Linked DNA regions of Homo sapiens: region 1 is linked to region 2. The links are chromatin contacts, found by Hi-C or POLR2A ChIA-PET in ENCODE. All regions are on one chromosome and are shown on one strand. Each heading gives the region's core, a stretch centred on a gene start or an enhancer-like site at or near the end of the contact. The rest is flanking DNA. Distances are from core to core; before and after follow the strand shown. Region 1 holds the start of ANKLE1 (ankyrin repeat and LEM domain containing 1). Region 2 holds the start of SIN3B (SIN3 transcription regulator family member B).

Region 1 (6,870 bases), core at 1,105-3,604, 450 kb after region 2:
AAAATAAAAAAGATGAAAAAGCCAAGAGAACAGCTTCAGGCTTGGCTGTGTCCAGGTGCTAGGACAACATTGCCATTTGGGAGGGTACTACATGGTTGCTAGTCAATGTGCCCTGCTTACCCCCCAACCAATGGAAAGGTGTGTGATGGCTTCAACCACTCCCCAGACCCCAATCCAGGTCAAGGCAGAGTTCTCTCAGCATCTGGATATGATTGGACTCCCCCGGGGGGATACATGACCTTCAATTAAGAGCTAGTCATGTACCAGGGTTGTGTGATGTTCTGATGAGCCAGGCCTGGATCATACATCCCTAAGGGGGAGGTTTAAGAGCTCCATCAGCAGTACTGAGGCCATGATAGGAGGGTTGCTTGAGGCCAGGAGTTCAAGACCACGCTGGACAACATAGCAACATTTCCTGTCTCTACAGGAAATGCAAAAATTAAGCCAGGCTCGGTGGCTCACGCCTGTGATTCCCAGCTACTTGAGAGGCTGAAGTGGGAGGATCACTTGAACCTAGGAGGTCGAGGCTGCAGTGAGCTGTCATCGCGCCACTGCACTCTAGCCTGGGTGACAGAGCAAGACCCTATCTCAAAAATAAACACAAACAGCTTTATTGAGTGACTGCTTTTCCTCCCTATGAGCATTTTTTGGAACCTATCGTGTGTCAGGCCCTTGTGCCCAAGCCCCTGTTCAATCCCCGCATCAACCTCGTTAGGATTCTCACATTTTGCAGATGGGACACTAAGACTCTCAGAGGTCCAGCCCTCCAAAATACTGAAGTCCTAGTTCCGCTGGATTGAAAATGGGCAACGCAGAACGGGGACTGGAAATTTTTTAAAAATTGTTTTTAAAGACGGGGTCTTGGCCAGGCGCAGTGGCTCACGGCTGTAATCTCAGCACTTTGGGAGGCCGAGGTGGGCGGATCACAAGGTCAGGAGTTCGAGACCAGCCTGACCAACATGGTGAAACCCCGTCTTTACTAAAAATAAAAAATTAGGCGTGATGGTGCATGCCTGTAATCCCAGCTACTGGGGAGGCTGAGGCAGGAGAAGCTGTTGAACCCTGGAGGAGGAGGTTGCAGTGAGCTGAGATCACACCACTGCACTCCAGCCTGGGCAACAAGAGCAAAACTCCGTCTCAAAAATAAATAAATAAATAAAACAAAGACAAGGTCTCCGCCTGTAATCCTAGCACTTTGGGAGGCCGAGGCGGGCGGATCACCTGAGATCAGGAGCTCAAGACCAGCCTGGACAACATGGTGAAACCCCATCTCTACTAAAAATACAAAAATTAGCCGAGAGTGGTGGCACATGCCTGTAATCCCAGCTACTTGGGAGGCCGAGGCAGAATAGCTTGAACCTGGGAGGCAAATGTTGCAGTGAGCCCAGATTGCGCCACTGCACTCCAGCCTGGGCGACAGGGTAAGATCCGGCTCAAAAAAAAAAAAAAAAAAAAAAAAAAAAATAGGGCCTCACTCCGTTGCCCAGGCTGGTCTCAAACTCCTGCACTCACTAAAAGAAAAGAAAAGCAACAACAAACTAGTAGGCTCAAACGATCTTCTCTCCTCAGCCTCCCAAAGCACTGTGCTTAAAGGCGTGAGCTGGGCCCTCGGCCTGGGGGTTGGAAATTGAAGCCTCTATTTTATGTATTTATTTATTTTCTGAGACAGAGTTTTGCTCTGTTGCCCAGGCTGGAGTGCAGTGGTGTGATCATGGCTCACTGCATCCTCGAACTTCCGGGCTCAAGAGATTCTACCAACTCAGCCTCCCAAGTAGCTGGGACCACAGGTGCAAGCCACCCACGCCCGGCTAGTTTTTTGTATTTTTTTGTAGGGACTGGGTTTATCCAAGTTGCCCAGGCTGGTCTCGAACCCCAGAGCTCAAGCAACCCTCCTGCCTGGGCCTCCCGAAGTGCTGGGATTACAGGTGTGAGCCACCGTGCCCGGCCTAAGCCTCTCATAAGGCCGTGCTCCCTGCCAGAGGCCACCCTTGAAGAAGATTCCCTGAGACTTAATGACCTGGGGCACCCCGGACTTTCTTAATCGTAGCTCCACCCACTCGAGCCGGGTGCCTTCGCGTTTCCCGTTTTTAAATGAGATAGTGGCACACCCGGTGGCATCCTCCCACCCGGGCTCTTATCGGCGGTCCCAGACCCTGCTTGAGCGCCTCCGGGTGTCAAGGGCCCCTGAGGACACTAAAGCTCTCGAACCCCGATGTGGACCCCCGTGCGGCGCGGGGCAGCCTGGCTGGGAACCCTGCTCGGCCCTGGAGAGGGGCCCCCCGAGCCGAGGGGAGGAGCGGCGCATGCCCACAAGCCCCCCGCGGGAAGTAGGAAATCGACCGACCAGGCGGTGCGCTTCGGACCCAGCCAGGGCATGTGCTCGGAGGCCCGCCTGGCTCGCAGGTTGCGGGATGCGCTGCGGGAGGAGGAGCCGTGGTGAGGGCGGGGCCGGGGGCGGGCCAGGAGTGGGGGTCTTTGGCCGGGGTCCACTCTGACCGCGGTGTTTGCAGGGCAGTAGAGGAGCTGCTGCGCTGCGGCGCGGACCCTAATTTGGTGCTAGAGGACGGCGCAGCGGCTGTGCACTTGGCGGCCGGAGCCCGGCACCCGCGCGGCCTGCGTTGCCTCGGGGCCCTACTGCGCCAAGGCGGGGACCCCAACGCTCGGTAAGATAGAGCCTGGGTCCGGGGCGGGGTCTCCCCAAGCCGAAGTCTGGGAATCCGGGAAGGGGCGCCCCATCATCCCGGGCCAGGCCTCGGGGCTCGAGGGTGGGGTTTAGGGGATCTTGGGGAGGGAACTTGGGGGTCCAAGGGCAGGGGCTAGGGCTCGAGGGAGGCGCTGGGGTCCCAGACCGAGGGCGTGGAATGGGGCTGCGCTAGGACCAAAGTGGGGATCAAGGGTTCGGATATTGGAGTGGAGGCACCAGGGTCAGACGGCAGAGGTTTGGGTCCTGGCCTGAGGTCATAGCATCTAGGTTCCAAGGGCAGTGTACCAGGGTGGACGGCGGAGATCCGGGAGGCCGAGAACGAAGGCTCCAGGTCCCCAGAGCGGAGATCGGGGTTCCTGCCGGGAGGCTGAGTCCGCAATGACCCCTCTTGCGCTGCCGCCCCAGATCTGTCGAGGCACTGACGCCGCTGCATGTGGCCGCCGCGTGGGGCTGCCGCCGCGGCCTGGAGCTGCTGCTGAGCCAAGGAGCGGACCCGGCGCTGCGCGACCAGGTTGGGAGGCACTGCGCGGGCAAAGAAAGGCTGGGTGAGCCCAGAGGGAGGGAAGGAAGGTAAGAGGGCCTCGGGCGCCCCCTGCTGACCGCGCCCCTGTAGGACGGACTCCGGCCGCTGGACCTGGCCCTGCAGCAGGGACACCTGGAGTGCGCGCGAGTCCTGCAGGATCTCGACACGCGGACCAGGACCCGGACCCGGATCGGGGCAGAGACTCAGGAGCCCGAGCCTGCACCTGGCAGTGAGTAGGGCCTGCAGGGCTGCTGGGGCTTGACTTCTGGACCAGTCCCTGACATCCAGGGTCTTCCCCACCCCACCCATTGGTTCTGACCGTCTCACATCCACTATTTGTGGCCAGCTCTTTCGGCCTCAGACACTCTGATCTCCTTTTTCTGTTTGATCCTATTCTCATCGCTGTCTCATCCCTCCTCCTCTCCTCTCTGGCCCCCACTCTCACCTGCAGCCCCAGGCCTCTCTGGACCTACCGATGAGACGCTGGACTCCATAGCACTCCAAAAGCAGCCATGCAGAGGTGACAACAGGGACATTGGCTTGGAGGCTGACCCAGGACCCCCCAGCCTCCCTGTTCCCCTTGAAACTGTGGACAAACATGGGAGCTCGGCGTCCCCTCCAGGGCACTGGGATTACAGCTCAGACGCCTCTTTCGTCACAGCGGTTGAGGTCTCTGGAGCTGAGGACCCAGCCTCGGACACTCCCCCCTGGGCTGGGTCATTGCCACCGACCAGGCAGGGACTTCTGCATGTTGTCCATGCCAACCAGAGGGTACCTAGGTCTCAGGGCACGGAGGCAGAACTGAATGCCCGTCTGCAGGCCCTGACTCTGACCCCACCAAATGCTGCTGGCTTCCAGTCCTCCCCTTCCTCCATGCCTCTCCTGGACAGGAGTCCAGCTCATAGCCCCCCACGGACACCAACCCCTGGAGCTTCTGACTGCCACTGCCTGTGGGAGCACCAGACATCCATTGATAGTGACATGGCCACGCTCTGGCTGACAGAGGATGAGGCAAGCTCTACAGGTGGCAGGGAACCTGTCGGCCCTTGCCGGCACCTGCCAGTCTCCACTGTGTCTGACTTGGAGTTGCTGAAGGGACTCCGAGCACTTGGTGAGAATCCTCACCCCATCACACCCTTCACCAGGCAGTTGTACCACCAGCAGCTGGAAGAAGCCCAGATTGCTCCTGGTTAGTCTTCCCAGGGCACATGGAGTCCAGGGAGCCTCCAGGAATCTCCCGGAGAACCCCAGCTCTCAGCCCCACTTTCCTCCCCATCTCAGAATCATCCCTTCCTCCATCTCCCTTGACTTCCAGGCCCAGAGTTTTCAGGGCACAGCCTAGAACTGGCTGCAGCCCTGCGGACGGGCTGTATTCCAGATGTCCAGGCAGATGAAGACGCGCTGGCCCAGCAGTTTGAGCAGCCAGATCCTGCCAGGAGGTGGCGGGAGGGGGTCGTGAAGTCTAGCTTCACCTATCTGCTGCTGGACCCCAGGTACTCAGGGCAGGAAAGCCCCAGAAATAGAAACTAGAAAATTTGGGGATTGGTTTTTATTTGCTGTGTGCCCTTAAGAAAGGGACTGGCCCTAGAATCATCAGCTGCTTCTTCTTCTTTTTTTTTATTTTTTTAAGACGGAGTTTCACTCTTGTTGCCAAGGCAGGAGTACAATGGTGCCGTCTCGGCTCACTGCAACCTCCACCTCCCAGGTTCAAACAATCCTCTTGTCTCAGCCTCTCAAGTAGCTGGGATTACAAGCACCTGCCACCACGCCCGACTAATTTTTGTATTTTTAGTAGAGACGAGGTTTCACCATGTTGGCCAGGCTGGTCTCGAACTCCTGACCTCAGGTAATCCACCCACCCTGGCCTCCCAAAATGCTGGGACTACAGGTGTGAGCCACCGCACCGGCCTCTTTTTTTTTTTTTTTTTTTGAGGCGGAGTCTCACTGTTTCGCCCAGGCTGGAATGTAGTAGCGCAATCTTGGCTCACTGCAACCTCCGCCTCCTGGGTTCAAGTGATTCTTGTGCCTCAGCCTCCCAAGTAGTTGGGATTACAGGCATGTGCCACCATGCCTGGCTAATTTTTTTTGTAATTTTAGTAGATATGGAGTTTCACCATGTTGGCCAGGCTGGTCTTGAGCTCCCAGCCTCAAGTGATCCTCCTGCCTTGGCCTCCCAAAGTGTTGGCATTACAGGCATGAGCCCCGGCTGGCCATGGTGGCTCACGCCTGTAATACCAGCACTTTGGGAGGCTGAGGTGGGCGGATCACCTGAGGTCAGCAGTTAGAGACCAGCGTGTTCAACGTGGAGAAACCCCATTTCTACTAAAAATACAAAATTAGCCAGGTGTGTTGGTGCATGCCTGTAATCCCAGCTATTCAGGAGGCTGAGGCAGGAGAATCACTTGAACCCAGGAGGTGGAGATTGCAGTGAACTGAGATTGTGCCATTGCACTCCAGCCTGGGGAACAAGAGTGAAACTCTGTCTCAAAAAAAAAAAAAAAGAAAGCTGCTGAATGTCTTTGGGGAGCCGCTGACTCTCTCTGATCCTGTAATCAGGAGTCACTAGACATGGGTTCAAGATATGTTGTGACTTTAAGGACTGCCTCTGGGGACCACTGTATCCACTTTTCCCTGTCTGAGCTATCCCCTTCATCCAGGGAGACTCAGGACCTGCCAGCCCGAGCCTTCTCACTGACCCCAGCTGAGCGCCTTCAGACTTTCATCCGTGCCATCTTCTACGTGGGCAAAGGGACGAGGGCCCGGCCATATGTCCACCTCTGGGAGGCCCTTGGTCACCATGGGCGGTCAAGAAAACAGGTGTGAGGACAGGGATCAGGGTTCAGCGAGGGCAGTCGGGCCATGGGCAGGGGAGGGTATTGGGGGTGCTGACTCCTGATTCTGCCCTAGCCCCACCAGGCCTGCCCCAAGGTGCGTCAGATCTTGGACATCTGGGCCAGTGGTTGCGGTGTTGTGTCCCTACATTGCTTCCAGCACGTGGTCGCTGTGGAGGCTTATACACGGGAGGCGTGTATTGTGGAAGCCCTAGGTGGGTGCCTGGTACCTAGAATGGGGGTCATATGAAAGGCATTTGGCTTCCCAGTTCCCTCATTTTTTTCCTTCTGAGGGGTGTTCATTTGTTGACTGAGCAATTATTGAGCACCAACTTTGAACCTGCACATGCATGTATTTTGCTCCATTGGTTTATCCCCACTCAAGGGCAATACACATTGGGTTTGCTGTCACATACTTTTTTGTGTGTGTGTGAGACTCTGTCGCCCAGGCTGGAGTGTGGTGGCGTGATCCCGACTCACTGCAGCCTCTGCCTCCCAGGTTCAAGTGATTCTTGTGCCTCAGCCTCCCCAGTAGCTGAGATTACAGGCACATATCACCATACTGTGCCAAGCTAATTTTTGTATTTTTTAGTAAAGACAGGGTTTCACCATGTTGGCCAGGCTGGTCTCGAACTCCTGGCTTCATGTGATCTACCCAAAGTGTTGGGATTACAGGCGTGAGCCACCATACCCAGCCGCCTGCTGTCACACACTTCTGCTGGATGGGGAGGTGTCCCCATGGCTGCCCCTGTGACCCCACATCCAATTTCTCCAGGGATCCAGACGCTCACCAACCAGAAGCAAGGGCACTG
Region 2 (7,373 bases), core at 3,032-5,531:
AGCCATTCTTTGTTCCTTTATTTTCCTTATAAACTTGCTTTCACTTTACAGACTCTCCCTGAATTCTTTCTTGCGTGAAATCCAAAAACCCTCTCTGGGGGGTCTGGATCGGGACCCATTTCCTGTAACACTGGGAGGCTTTGGTAAGAAACGGACTGTCCAGACATCTGGTGGCCACAGAGTGTTCAGTCTGCCTTCGCTGCTCTTCCTGGCTGGGAGCCACAAATCTTCCATGCTTTACTTTCTAAATACCACTCCCTTCCACCCACCGCTCTCTACTTCCACTGCTCCCATCCTGGTCTAAGCCACCATCGTCCTTTGCCTAAATGATGAAACAGCCTCCCTCCACCCTCCCTGGCTCCGCTCCAATCACTTTCCTGCAGAGCAGCCAGAGTGATCACTTTCAAATGCAAACCTGAACTTGCAGCTCCTCCGCTCAAAGCCCTTGGATGGTTTCCACCAGCGTGAATGCTAAAGCCTGAACTCAGTGCATAAGGTGCTGTGTGTTCCGCTCCTCTGGCTGCTCCGGGATTATCTTGTACTCTCTTTCTTCCCCTCCCTCTCTGCAGCCTGGGAAACTCGTCTTAAAAAAAAAAAAACTCTTGAAATGTACCATGCTGTCTCCCACCTCAAAAATCACAGCTGTTCGTGATTTTTCTCATGATGAATGCCTACGCATTCTTCAGATCTCAGCTAGAATGCCACCTCCTCTGGGAAGCCTCCCTCATCTCCTGCAAGACTGGGTTAGGTTTCCCTAGGTAACAGGTGGTATTTTCCAAAAATAGCCACAACATATTTCCTGTCCCACATGATACTCTTGGCCATTTGCCCTCCTCTTGAATTTAGGAAAAACTTTGTAACAGCCTGTATGGAAAGAATGCAATGGAAATGATTCTGCGTGACTTCCGAGTCTGGGTGAGAAAAGGTAATATGGGAGCTGGGTGCAGTGATGCATGCCTGTAGTCCCAGCTACTCAACAGATTGACGTGGGAGGATCCTTTGAGTCCAGGAGTTTGAGGCCAGCCTGGGCCAGCCTGAGACCCTGAGTCCCACCCCAACCCCTGCCATCTCCGGAAGAAGAAGAAGGAGAAGGAGAAGAGGAAGAAGAAGAGGAAGAGGAAGAAGAAAAAGAAAAGATGATATGATTCCCACCTGGCTCACACGCTCACTTGTTCTTAGAACGGTAGTTGTGAAGAAGCTCAGGCTGCAAGGAGACCACATGTAGGTATTCCAAGCAACGGCCCCAGCGAGGGTCTCGGCCTGTAGCCTGTAGCAACTGACATACATATGTGTGAGCAAACATTCAGGTGATTCCAGCCCCCAGACTTTGAGCCACCCAGCTGATGCCAAGGTTGAGTTATTCCTCCCAAGCCTGCCCAAATTGCAGATTGAAGAGTAAAATGAATGTCTCTTTTCTTTCTTTTTTTTTTTTTTTCAAGACAGGGTCTTGCTCTTGCTCTGTTCCCCAGGCTGGAGTGCAGTGGCGCAATCTCAGCTCATTGCAACCTCCACCTTCTGGGTTCAAGCGATACTCATGCCTCAACCTCCCAAGTAGCTGGGATTACAGGTGTGTGCCACCACACCTGGCTAATTATTGTATTTTTAGTAGAGATGGGATTTCACCATCTTGTCCAGGCTGGTCTTGAACTCCTGGCCTCATGTGATCCACCCACCTCTGCCTCCCAAAGTGCTGGGATTACAGCCATGAGCCACTTGCCCCGTGAATGTTGTTGTCATTTGAAGCTTCTAAGTCTTGAGCTGCTTTTTATTTTCTTTTACAGAAAGCCCAGACCTTACAATGTTTTTATTTTTTCTCTCCATTTTTCTTTCTTTTTAATGTTTTTGTACAGATGGGATCTTGCTATGTTGCCTGGGCTGGTCTCAAACTCCTGGCCTCAATGCATGCCCCCACCTTGGCCTCCCAAAGTGCTGGGATTGTCAAGGGCTCATTTGTTACACAGTCATAGCAACAGAAATTTAGGAACTGTTACATGTATACCTTCTCTTTAAAGTATTTGTTACATGTGAAACTTTACATTTGTGTGATTACTAGATTCCTGTCTATCCTGAGAGACTAAAAGCTCTTAACGGCCAAATTTGCGTTCCTTTTTACCATTCTATTCCTGACACTTAGCAAGGTGCCTGGTAAATGATGCACTCGATGCCAATTTACTCTCAACTTTCCTGCACCTCTTCACTTATAAAAAGAGAAAGCACTTGGTCATTAATTGAACGTTCACTTATTTGATGAATGCTGACTGAGAGACTGTGTCAGGGATTTGTATTAGAGACGGACACAAAACAAATATGAAATACAAGGGACTGAGGGGAGACATAGAAGGGGACTGGGAACACTTCCTGAGGGAAAGGGATATTTGGGCTGCGTTTAGAAGGATGTATAGGTGTTTTCTGAATAACAAAGAGGCATGACAGTACTTCTGGCAAAGGAAATGGTGAGTGCCAATGCTTGGGACCAGGAAGCAGCCAGGTTGGTCAGGCAATTGTGTGAAGTTCTGCACAGAGGCAGGCAGTTTGCTTGGAAAATCCTGCAGGAAAAGGTTCCTAAGGACCAATTCTGACAGCCTGCAATGTAGGTGCTTAGATTTCATCTCATTAGAAATAGGAAGACCTTGGAGGTTTGGAAGGAGTGGTGGAAAAAGTGGAGTTTTTTGTTTTTCTGTTTTTTTTTTTTTAAGAGATGAGATGCTCTTTAAAAAAAAAAAAAAAAAAAAGCACTGCTATGCTTCCCAGGCTGGGGTGTGCAGTGGCAAGATCATGGCTCACTGCAGCCTTGAACTCTTGGGCATGAGCAATCCTGCCTCAGCCTCCCGAGTAGCTGGGACTAAACGTGTGCACCACCACGCCCAGCTAATTTTTTCATTTTATTTTATTATTTAATTAATTAATTAATTAATTTTTTGAGACAGAGTTTTTGCTCTTGTTGCCCAGGCTGGAGTGCAATGGCGTGATCTTGGCTCACTGCAACCTCCGCCTCCCGGGTTCAAGCAATTCTCTTGCCTCAGCCTCCCGAGTAGCTGGGATTACAGGCATGCGCCACAAAGCCCGGCTAATTTTGTATTTTTAGTAGAGACGGGGTTTCTCCATGTTGGTCAGGCTAATCTCCAACTCCAGACCTCAGGTGATCTGCCCGCCTCGGCGTCCCAAAGTGCTGGGATTACAGGCGTGAGCCACGGCGCCCAGCCAATTTTTTCATTTTCTTTTTCTTTTTTTCAAGGCCCGGCTAATTTTTTGTATTTTTAGTAGAGACGGGGTTGCACCGTGTTAGCCAGGATGGTCTCTATCTCCTGACCTCGTGATCCGTCCGCCTCGGCCTCCCAAAGTGCTGGGATTACAGGCGTGAGCCACCATCCCCAGCCTAGAGTTCTTGATAGTATCAGGGCTGAGAAAGTACCAGAGTTAGAGCCAGGTGGGGTGGCACTAAAAGTACAAAAAATTAGCAGGGCGCAGTGGCGGGCGCCTGTAGTCCCAGCTACTCAGGAGGCTGAGGCAGGAGAATGGTGTGAACTCGGGAGGCGGAGCTTGCAGTGAGCGGAAATCGCGCCACTGCACTCCAGCCTGGGCGACAGAGCGAGACTCTGTCTCAAAAAAAAAAAAAAAAAAAAAAAAAAAAAAAGAAAGTACCAGAGTTAGGAGGCTCCTAAACTGGTCCAGATGGGAAGTGACGGGGCCAAGGATAGGGAAGTGAAGATGGGAGGAGTAGGACTAACTTAAAGGCCATTTAGCAAAAATTCACCACGCAAGGCCCTATATTAGGGCGCTGGGGGCTCATACCTCATCGTCCCGTCAACTCTATAAAGCAGGGGCCAACAAACTTTTTCCATAAAAGGCCAGATCGTAAATACTTCAGGGTCTGCAGATCTGTAGGATCTTTAGCAACTACCTACTCTGTTGTAAGGCGAAAGCAGGCAGAGAAGCCAGGTAAACGCGTGGGCGTGTCTGTGTGCTAATAAAACTTTATTCAGGGACCCTCAAATGTGAATTTCACAAACTTTTCACAGGTCATAGACTATTCTTCTTTGGATTTTTCCCCCGGCTATGTAAACATGTAAAAATAATTCTGAGCTTGCGGGGCCGGACAAAGTAGGCGGCGGGTCTTGGCTCGCCTACCCCTGCTATATAAATCATTAATTATGATACCAATCTTAAGGAGAAGGTCTTCAGAAGAGTCCCTCAAAGAGCACCGCCCCTCAACGTCATCAAACCCCGCCTCCAAAGGCGGAGGCTGCGCATGCGCGGCAGGACCTCGGGCGGGGGCGGGGCGGGGCGCAGCTCCGACTTCGGACATGGCGCACGCTGGCGGTGGCAGCGGTGGCAGCGGTGCCGGCGGCCCCGCGGGCCGGGGGCTGAGCGGCGCCCGCTGGGGTCGCTCGGGCTCCGCAGGCCACGAGAAGCTGCCGGTGCACGTGAGTGGCGTCCCCGCCCTCCCTCGGGGAACCCATCTTCTGGACCCCGCGGGCGGGCGCCCCTCACCCAGGCCCCGCCCGGCCCCAGCCCCACCTCGGCCTCCCCTCTGCACTGCCCCGGACCCCTCACCCCTCACCTCTCACCTCGGCCCTCCGAAAGCCCAGCCCATCCCCTTCCCCTCAGGGACCCCGGCCCCTCGTCCCCTCGTTCCGCGGCCAGGGCCCACCGGGACCCTCCCCCTCTCTGCAGGTAGAAGACGCCCTCACCTATCTGGACCAGGTGAAGATCCGCTTTGGCAGCGACCCTGCCACCTACAACGGCTTCCTGGAGATCATGAAGGAGTTCAAAAGCCAGAGGTACCAGCGGGGCCCCTCTCCACCTCAGGGGACCCCCCTGGGCCGGAATCGGGCCTAGCGGGGTGAGACCTCCCCTCTCCAGCCTGCCCCCTTAGCCGGGTGACCTTGCGCAGGTTGTCCAATCTCTCAGAGCCCTAGCTCCTTCTCGTAACAAAAATGGAAATGGGTAGTACCCACCTTGTGGAGCTTTGTGGGGATTCCTGGAAGCAGGACAGGGATCTGGGGGGAGGCAGGGAGGGCGAGGCCGTGCACACTCATAGAGTCAAATCCTGCCTTGATTTAATATGTTGATTTTTATATTAGTTTTGTTCATGAAAGATTTGGTGGGACCCATTTTGATTTTTATTTTCAAGCGCTGTAAAATGTTATTGTCTTGATGATTGAAATTTTTGGCACCCTCTTCCCCTTTAATCTTGTCCTCAAGATGCTTCTCTGGGCTCACTGTGGTCCCAGGCCTGCTTGGAAGTAAGACGCATAAAATGCTTAGTAAGGGAGCTGGCACACAGAAAACGTTTAAAACACATGAGATGATTTTGCAGGCCCAGAATCAAGGAAGATTACAGATAGATGGGAAACCCTGGGATCATGCCCTTGTTTTTATAGGAGACTCACTGAGGTTTGGAGTGGGTAAGGGACCCACCTAAGTGGCAGAGGTGTCACTAGAACTCAGACCCTCTGACTCAGATTCTTGGAAGTCACATGCTTACCATACTGCTGCCCCCTCTTAGGAAACATGGTGGGGCTGGCCTGGTTTCCTTCCGGGAGCCCAGTGCTAAGGGCTGGGCTGCAATGCAGCCAGAAGGGAGACCCCATCTCTCCCCTCCTATTTTTCTTACACCTTTCCCATTCTTGGCAGTACCATTGGTATTTATGCATTGCAATTGTTTGCTCAGATGGAAACCTGTGTCATAGTCATCTCTATCTGATACAAAATGAGGGAAGTTTTCACATTGCTTAGAGGACTTTGGCCTCCTGCCATTTCTTGGAGTCCAGGCCTTGCGGTTGGCTCTCCTGACATTTTCAGAACCGAGTACCCATTCTTGGAGTGTTTTAGGGGAGCTGAGCGATGTCAGTATTCTCTGGTTCTCACCAGGAGGGAACAGGGAGCTCAGGCCTAGCCAGTCAGGAGATAGGTCATGGTGTACAGATGCTATCACATGGGGGCACTTTTTTTTTTTTTTTTGAGATGGATTCTCGTGCTGTCGCCCAGGCTGGAGTGCAGTGGTGTGATCTGGGCTCACTGCAGCCTCCGCCTCCCGGGTGCAAGTGATTCTTGTGCCTCTGCCTCCTGAGTAGCTGGGACTGCAGGCACGCACCACCACTCCAAGTTCGTTTTTGTATTTTTAGTACAGACAGGGTTTCACCATGTTGACCAGTCTGGTCTCGAACTCTTGACCTCAGGTGATCTGCCTGCCTCGGCCTCCTAAAGTGCTGGGATTACAGGCATGAGCCACTGCGCCTGGTGGGTCACATTTTAGGTTCCTTTGTTGTCTGTTGAGAAGGTTTTTATGTGGCAGTATCAAGGGAGTGGGGAATAGATTATATTTTTCATTTATTTCCCAAGACCCTTTTGCCCACTTCCGTTGTTTCTTCTAGCATCGATACTCCTGGAGTCATCAGACGTGTCTCGCAGCTCTTCCACGAGCACCCTGACCTCATTGTTGGATTCAACGCTTTTCTTCCCCTCGGATATAGAATAGACATTCCCAAGAATGGCAAGTTAAACATACAGTCGCCTCTGACAAGCCAGGTATGCCACTACAGTGGTTCGGGTGATCTCAGCCTTCACCGAGTATGTCTTGCTACTCAGGTTGGGCCACGTGTCTCTCCTGTATCATTGCTAGAAAGCCACTTAAGATCTGTTCTTTTTCTAGACGTGCTCATTGCTTCTAGCACAAATCAAAATAGATATGGAAACACCTACACAAGCAGCCTCTGCCTCCCAAATTGATCTGTTTGGAAGATTTAAATCAAGAGTGGATGTCAGGGAGGTATCCTCCTAACGCAGAATTTTGTGTGAAGTCTAAATAACCACCTCAGCAGTTGCTGAGGTCTTGGCTTGAGGCTTTCCCAGCGAGCATACCAGGCAGGCTTGCCCTTGTATTTAAGCATGTCCTCGTCTGCCTCTGATCACTCTCAGTACCACCTACAAAATAAAGTGGTCGAGATGGTGTGTGAGTAGCCACGTTTATGTTGGCTGTGTTTCATTTAATTGTTGATAGGATCATTAGCTCAGCTGGGACTCCTGGCTTTGCTTTGGTCCCTTTTTTCTTGGGTGATAGGTGCTGGCCCTCTTTTTTTTTTTTTTTTTTTTTTTGGAGACGGAGTCTGGCTCTGTCACCCAGGCTGGAGTGCAGTGGCGCAATCTCAGCTCAGTGCAACCTCCGCCTCCCAGGTTCAAGCAATTCTCCTGCCTCAGCCTCCCGAGTAGCTGGGATTACAGGTGTGCACCACCATGCTTAGCTAATTTTTGTATTTTTAGTAGAGATGGGGTTTCTTCATGTTGGCCAGGCTGTTCTTGAGCTCCTGACCTCAAGTGATCTGCCTGCTTCAGCTTCCCAAAGTGCTAGGATTACAGGCGTGAGCCACCGT

What was found. Hi-C counts contacts between places; a loop is a spot of excess contacts on that map. ChIA-PET counts read pairs that join two places held with the same protein, here RNA polymerase II (POLR2A). Pooled maps may share reads with other maps.
Region 1: a loop to region 2 is called in a map of B cell, with 5 times the contacts of the local background. The contact joins the promoter of ANKLE1 here to the promoter of SIN3B in region 2. A Hi-C loop is called at or near these places in 2 of 168 maps with a recorded cell type or tissue (B cell and ovary), 4 of 37 single-sample maps with no recorded cell type and 6 of 50 pooled maps. POLR2A ChIA-PET finds 5 or more read pairs at or near these places in 1 of 52 experiments (H1).

The regions. Positions count from the first base shown.
Region 1 is chr19:17,279,547-17,286,416 of GRCh38, forward strand. ANKLE1 (ankyrin repeat and LEM domain containing 1) reads left to right here and starts at 2,355. Exons shown (of 9, transcript NM_152363.6): 1 at 2,355-2,436; 2 at 2,511-2,663; 3 at 3,110-3,215; 4 at 3,318-3,456; 5 at 3,679-4,416; 6 at 4,543-4,720; 7 at 5,885-6,044; 8 at 6,135-6,273; 9 at 6,834-6,870. The coding sequence starts at 2,375. RefSeq lists silencers at 2,217-2,266, 2,277-2,366.
Region 2 is chr19:16,825,117-16,832,489 of GRCh38, forward strand. It overlaps SIN3B (SIN3 transcription regulator family member B), which reads left to right and starts at 4,282. Exons shown (of 19, transcript NM_001297595.2): 1 at 4,282-4,424; 2 at 4,675-4,781; 3 at 6,378-6,531. The coding sequence starts at 4,305. RefSeq lists enhancers at 214-891, 4,008-4,509 and a silencer at 4,250-4,429.